Regions from separate parts of the Homo sapiens genome. Here regions 2 and 3 are each linked to region 1. A link is an interaction called in ENCODE POLR2A ChIA-PET data of the cell type or tissue named here. Cell type or tissue: PC-9. All regions are shown on one strand.

Region 1 (2,500 bases):
TTTAGAGCTTGAAGGGACTTTTTTTTTTTTTTTTAGCTTATCTAGGACTCAGGGCCTTTCAGTAGCAAAGCCAGGATTAGAATTCAAGTAGTCTGCTGGCCCAGTGTTCTTCCTACCTCTCTGCTCATGTCGTCTGGCTATCTTGCTTGGTTTTGGTAGTACTGATCCAATAGTCTCAACTCTGGTATCTAACACTGAGGTCATTTGGTCTGCGTAAGGCTGTTGTAATGAAAAAACAATGATCAGCCTCCAAAGAAAGTCTGTAGTTTGTTCATAGTATTGGTTCCATATTAATTGCTTAGATTTGATAAATGTACTAGAGTGTGATGGTTAATTTTATATGTCAACTATACTGGCCCATGGAGATGCTCAATTATTTTGTCAAGCATTATTCTAGGTGTTTCTGTGAAGTTGTTTTTTTTTTTTTTTCTGTAGCTTAAGTAAAGCAGATTGTCTTCCATGATGTGGGGGGTAGGGAGTCTCATCCAATCACTTGAAGGCTTGAAAAGAACAAGCAGCTCACCCTTCTCTGAGTAAGAGGGGATTCTCCTGCTGGCAGCCCTCAAACTAGGACATCTGTTCTTCCTGGATAGTTATGTAACATGTTAAGCTGAATGGAAGCTGGGTGAAAGGTGTACAGAAATTATCTGCACTATCTTTGCAACTCTTCTGTAAATCTAAAATTATTCCAGAATAAAAGACTTAAAAAAAAAAAAGTCAGGCCAGAATCACAAGTATCCCAGATTATCCCAGGATAATTCACCAGAAAATTCTAAGCACACTAGCAGAGTCAAATACCATGCTAAACAATATGCCATAACCAAGTCTTAATGGATCTCAAACTGGTATCCTCAGTTGTCTTCTGCAGACATGTGTCACTCAGCGAAAGGGATTTGTTCTGAGAAATGCATTGTCTGGCAATTTGGTCATTGTGCAAACATCAAAGAATGTACTTACACAAAAATAGATGGTAAAGGTTACTGTACATCAAGGCTACATGATGTAGCCTATTACTCCTAGGCTTCAAACCTGTAAAGCCTGTTACTGTACTGAATACTGTAGGCAACTTAACACAATGGTAAATGTTTGTGTATCTGAGCATATCTAAACATAGAACAGGGACAGTAGAAATTTTAAAATATTTTTTAAAATTATCTACCTGTATAGGGCACTTACCATGAGTAGAGCTTGCGGGACCGGAAGTTGTTCTGGGTGAGTCAGTGAGTGAGTAGTGGGTGAAAGTGAAGGCCTAGGACATTACCGGATACTACTGGGGACTTTATAAACACTGTACACTTAGGCTACACTAAATTTATTTTAAAATTTTCTTTCTTCAATAATAAACCTAGATTACTAAAACTTTATGTTTTATTTCTTTAAACTTTTTGACTTGTAGTAACACTTAGCTTAAAACACACATATGGGTGTACATGAGGGTTTACATCTTCATTCTATGAGCTTTTATAAATAGTTTTTTTCACTCTTAAACTCCTTTATTAAAAACTAAGATATGAACACACACATTAGCTTAGGACTACACAGAATCAGGATCATCAATATCACTGTCTTCTACCTCCATCTTGTCCCACTGGAAGGTCTTCAGGGACAATAACACACATGGAGCTGTCATCTCCTATGATAGCAATGCCTTTTCTGCAATACCTCCTGGAGGTATTGTCTGAGGTTGTCTTACAGTTACAAGGACTTGTCTGAGGCTGTTTTACAGTTAACTGATTTTAATAAGTAGTAGGACTACACTCTCAAATAACAATAAAAAGGCCCAGCATGGTGGCTGATAACTGTATTCCCTGTGTTTTGGGAAACTGAAGCGAGAGGCTCACTTGAGGCCAGGAGTTTGAAACCAGCCTGGGCAACATAGTGAGACCTCTGTCTCTACAAAATAATAAAAATAACAATTAAAAGTATAGTAGAATAAATACTTAAACCAGTAGCATAGTTGTTTATTATCATAATCCAGTATTATGTACTGTACATAATTGTATGTGCTATACTTTTATACAACAGAGAGTGTGGTAGGCTTGCATACACCAACATCCCCACAGACATGTGAGTAATGCATTGTGCTAGGACATTAGGAAAGCTACAATGTTACTAGGCCAGAGGAATTTTTCAGCTCTGTTGTCATGCTATGGGGTCACCATCATGTATTTTGTCCATGGTTGACGGAAACGTCATCATGCAGCCCATGACGTATTTGTTATCATTTTTCCACCTGAGTCATTGTGAAAACTGACTGCTTCCCTTCACTGTGGAGCTGTGAGCTTTATGAGACCACATTGGTATTGTATTCATTTCCCTCTCTAGCACTCAGAACAGGCCTGTACATAGTAGGTTTTTGCCACCCAAGATTTGCATGTGTGTGTGATTAGCTCAATTTGGAAAAAAAAATACAAAAGAATGACACAAATGATTTTATTTCTGTTTAGCTGTATCTGTCTAAAATACAGTCAGCTAAATCTTATTGAGAATCAAATGTGTG
Region 2 (2,500 bases), 78 kb before region 1:
AACAGAGGGAGAACATATTCTTGGCAATTAGCTAGAGACCAAAAAAAAAAAAGCAATTTTTCATCACCTTCTATGTGTTTGACTCACTACTACAATTTGTATATATTCTACCCTTTCTTCCTTCCCAAATCTTCTGAAGTTGGTGTTATTGCTGTTTTCAATATCATAGAAGTACTAGTAATAGTACCATCATCAGTATCCTTATTACAAAGGTAATATAGGTGTAAATGAAGCACATATTAAATATACCCTCTTTCCTATTCCTAGGATATTTCCAATCCTAGTCTGCCCAGTTGATTACCCTTTTGATGTATTTCCTTCTAGAATTTTTGCTACACACACACACATACACACACACACACACACACACACACACACACACACACACACAGAAACCCTGAATGGCTATTTTTATGTTTGTTTATTTCAAATCTGAGATGATACTTTATCTATTTTCGGGCAACTTGCTTCCTTCATGAACCATGGACATCTCAATGTGCCATTACACACAGGAGTTATATGTTAGGTATTGTTGTCCCATTTTACAGAAGAGAATCCGCAAGGTTCACAGAGTGAATCATAGGCATAAAGTCCTTCAGGTGGTAAATGGCAAGGCTGGTGTTCCAACCAGTCTTCTCTGGCTCCAGGGACTGGCTCCTTCAGACTACATTTCACCAGCTGCCTCCAGGAACAGAAGACGGGAATTCACCTTTCATGCGACATATACCAGAAACGTGGACCTCAGCCACCCTGGGTCCTATTTGATCCCCAGGGCCTTCATTTGGCCCTCGAATAAAAACCTTATTTTTTTATCTCCTTACCTTTCCCAGAATTCATAGTAGGACTTGGCTGGTGAAAGGCTGGTTGCTGAGAAGGCTACAGTGTGGCTAGGCTGCAGTTCCCTGTTATTACATTGCCCCAGGTATTAATATTGTATATTTAGGCAGCTGTTCTCATCCGTGCCTGGCAGTGAAATTTGTTTCATCAACATGACTGTTGAAACCGCTGATTTTTGGATGCTTGGCCCCATGTAGTCCTTTGTAGCATCATAAAATAATTAGATTTAGGCTTAGCATTAATTTGAATTATTGTCCAATTTCCAGAAAATATCTCCTGAAAATGTCATGACGATGTATTACATGTCTTTGGAGATATTAAGTATTGAATTACAATATTATGTCACCTTCTCCCTGACTTCTTTGTTTTTTTTTCTCCCTCTCTTTCAACATGGTATGATTTATGTTCCAGCTACCACCATGAGAAGCTCAGTATTTACAGAAGTAATGAGAGATGTATGTTGACAGAAGCGAAAAAGAAAAATACAACAACCAGAAATCTTAGTGATGTGGATAGGTTTTCCTTGAAGCAAGCAGAATGCGAGGCAGCCATGTGTTAACAGAGCTCTGGAGTCAGAGTCAGGTAGCCTGCATTCTAATTTTGAATCATCAGTTTCCTAGCTGTGCAATTTAGGACATGTACAGTTAACCTCTTTTAGCTCCAATTTCCTTGTCTGTACAATGGGAATAAAAGTAACACCTACCCTCTACTGGTATTTCTAAGCAATAGCAGTAGTAAAAAAAAATCCCATTTTCCATGTGCATTCAATGAGTGAGGCACAGACACAGACTTACATTTACCTTGCAAATACTGCAAGATAAGTGCTATTCACCCTCTTTTAGATGAGCAAGCAGAGAAAAGAAATATCAAGCATTTCCCAGGGTCACTCAAATGATGAACTGTCAAGGCACCATTTGAATCCAGATGTGCCTGCCCACTTCAAGGTCTATGCTTTTTCCAGTGAAGCCAATTCCAGACAGAAGAGAGTAGAAAGGAAGAGATCTAGAGAAAAAGGAACACTTACAAACATACACACACTGACACAAGAGACACAAGCAGGCAGGTGCCTATGCCTAATTTGGTCAGTTGGCATCGAACCCACAGTGTAGTAATGAAAGAGATTTGGGGAAGAATTGCTAATATGGTTATTCTTAGTGCTCACAGTTGTGAGCTGTCTTTTCCAAACAGCTCCTGATGTTTCTGCAGATTTCTTGGGAAAGGCAGAAGGAAGCACATCTCATACAAAAGGGTAGACCCTAAGAAGTGGAAACAGGCTGCAGGGAGCATAGTGAAGCTGGTGGGTCCTGTAGGCCACAAGGTGCACTCATTCATTTGTTAATTTACTCAGCTATTCATGTCTTACCATAAATTTTCATTCCAAAGGTATTGCACCTAATATATGCCAGGCATACTTCTAGGACCCCACAGTGGTTCCTCACTCTCGCAACATGTCTTCAAGTAGGGTCCCTCATTCCCACCCTACGCCGATCATCCCAGGGTATTGTGACAATCAGGGGAAAAGCTGCTAGGATAAGTCAGCCTAGAAAAAATGAGTCTAGCCTGGGTAAGTGAGAGCAAGGTGACTTTTTTTTTTTTTTAATGAGACTGATATCTGGCTGTGTCCCAAGGAGGATCACCATGTTGCACAATTTCAGAAGACACC
Region 3 (2,500 bases), 90 kb after region 1:
CCTGCACCTTACAATATTGTTGGCCGGACCCAGTGAAAGTAGCCAGGCATGAGCAAAACCCAGGGCCATGGCCTCCCTTCCTAAGATCAGGTCCTATTGTGTAGAGAGGAGCTTGTTGAGCTAGGAAACTTAGTAGCCTTTTCTGGCTTTCCTTGGTTTTCAGAAATTTTCTTCATCATCACTGAAAGGGAAAGGTGATTTTTCAGGCCCATGATCATGGGGATAATACAGTCCGAGGTGATGAAGGGACCCTGTTTCTCAACATGACTCTGTTTACTGTGAATCCTCAGCTATGCTCCTGTCCTTCCTACAAATTCAGAGTTAAACTTGATTCTCTCTGGGGCATCTCCCTTTCCCGCCACAGTACCTAAGTCAAAGATGTACTTGGTTCCAGAGGGGGAAGACACTGCAGATAGGCCTATATAAGAGCCAGTGGGATTTGGCACCCCTCAACTTACTCTGCAGAGCTGTTCTTTCATGCACATTGAACCTTAGGGAGAAGATGAGGTTCTCCATTGGAGGAATTTCAGGCAGAAGTGGTGGAACTGACCTTCACGTTTTTGTTGTTGCCTTATTTAGGTAATGAAGCAATTCAACTAAAACGTGTTTTTTTTTAATTATGAAATTATTATATGCACATACAAGAATATTTAGGACATATAGAGAAAAAATAAAGAACAATATCACCCATAGTCATGTCACCTCCAAATAGCTACTACTAACATTTTGACATGTCCTTTTAGTAGATTTACTATAAGATAGATAGATAACTAGATAGATAGATAGATAGATAGATAGATAGATAGATAGATAGATGTTTAGCAATTTTACTGTGCAATATAATATATAGAAAAATATGTAAAACATTATTTACAGTTTTGATACGAATTAAGCAATTCTCACCTAAACCATCACCCATGTCAAGAAATAGAATATTGCCTGCATTCCATAAGCCCTCCCCCAACACACCCACCATGCCTCCATTTCCAATTGTAACCCTGTCCTCCCTTCTGGAAGTGGCCAAGACCCTGTCTTTTATGCTAATCATGTTTTTTTTACAGTTTTCCCACTTAGGTATGCATAGAGCAGCTCTTTTATGTGATTCTTGACTGTTGGTAATGGATTCTCCAGCATCTAGCACATCTTATCAAACTAGATCAAACTTGCCTTTGGTTGAAGCAAAAACTGGTTATTAGACAACCCACAGTTGAATTTTAGCTGCATTCAGAGCTCAACAACTAAGTACTGCTGTGTAAGACCCTCTTCTGGGCCCTAACATTAGAAAGATACTGTGTCCTAACTAGCAAAGAGTCCATAGTCTATTTACAGAGCTAGAAAATGATGCTTTGGATCCTACTCCCTAGAGTCACACATGGATCCTTCCTTTCTGCACAATGATAGGATGAACTTTCTCCTTCCATAATGATTCCCTCTGGTGTAGACTCTGGTTTGGGCTGCTGCTTCTCTCTTTTGAATCTTTGGCACCCACATGAGCGTATTTATTTTTCTCCAGCTGGTACCAACCCTTGCAGGTTTTTTCCTAAGGCTCATTTTAAAATGTTACATCTTGAGTTCATCCTGGGTAAGAGGAGAACCTTTTAGGCAGGGGGTGGGGTAGAAAAAAAGAACAAATGTCTCAAATGACTTTTAAGTGTAACTTTGGATCTCTGAATCTTGATAACACCCTAGCAAAATGGTATCTCAGTCTCCATCCTGTGAGTGTGGAAGCCAACTCAGAAAGGGAAGTGACATGTTCATTGTCACTCAGATAGGAATTGGTAGCATGGATATCAGGACTCCAAAATAAGGACTCCAGTAACCACTAGATGACATTGGTGGGGATTTGAGAGCACTGGTTCTGGGGTCTGGCTTCCCAGCACACAGATTCCTGCTGTTCTAGTTGATGACATTGGGCAATGTAGTATCTGTGTTCTCATATGTACAACAGCATCTCAACATGGAGTTGTGGGGAAAGTTAAGGGGGATGATGTGCACTTCACCCATCACTCAATATTTAGTACTCAGTAAATAGCATGTAGAGAACAGTCAGACAGGCTACTGGGGAGGCCTTGGGAATAAAACCTTGAAGGGCCCTGCCCTGGACTGGGTGGTTAGTGCCTTGCTGGCCTTGCTGTGGGTGTTGCAGTTGATCCTGGATTCCCATCACTTGTGAGTTTCCTTCCACCCACGTCCGTCCCCAGAACACTGGACTTGGGAACCTCATCCTTTTCAATCCCCTGAGGGTCCAACATATATGGCATCTGTCTCCATTCAGAGAAGGATTTTTTTTCTTCTTTTAAATTGCTCTCTGCAACAAAAAATAAAATATGCATACCATCCAAAATTATACTCAACATAAGCTGAATAAATATATACCCACAGAAGCATATGCTCAATGGTTGCTGCTCTATGCTTTGCAAAGCCAACCAGCTTTAAAATCTTTCTCACTCACAGTCTGAGTGATCAATGAGAAGGTGTGATGTGAGGACACAGCCTCAAG

What was found. Peaks named below come from ENCODE experiments on the same cell type or tissue, not always from the same donor. Only the 100,000 strongest peaks of a DNase experiment are listed, where the experiment ranks them.
Region 2: POLR2A ChIA-PET joins it to region 1 with 5 read pairs; 3 of 35 experiments call an interaction of 5 or more read pairs at or near these places.
Region 3: POLR2A ChIA-PET joins it to region 1 with 5 read pairs; 2 of 35 experiments call an interaction of 5 or more read pairs at or near these places.

What each region holds. Positions count from the first base shown.
Region 1 is chr9:116,939,524-116,942,023 of GRCh38, reverse strand. All of the region lies in intron 10 of ASTN2 (astrotactin 2), which reads left to right. Among named protein-coding and RNA genes, the nearest start is that of SNORA70C, 240 kb to the left of the region's middle. In PC-9, no CTCF peak of the experiment used is centred here; a DNase peak (open chromatin) is centred at 1,023; H3K27ac peaks cover 2,500 bases.
Region 2 is chr9:117,017,894-117,020,393 of GRCh38, reverse strand. The region is part of intron 6 of ASTN2 (astrotactin 2); the gene reads left to right. Among named protein-coding and RNA genes, the nearest start is that of SNORA70C, 160 kb to the left of the region's middle. In PC-9, no CTCF peak of the experiment used is centred here; no DNase peak of the experiment used is centred here.
Region 3 is chr9:116,849,788-116,852,287 of GRCh38, reverse strand. All of the region lies in intron 11 of ASTN2 (astrotactin 2), which reads left to right. Among named protein-coding and RNA genes, the nearest start is that of TRIM32, 160 kb to the right of the region's middle. In PC-9, no CTCF peak of the experiment used is centred here; no DNase peak of the experiment used is centred here.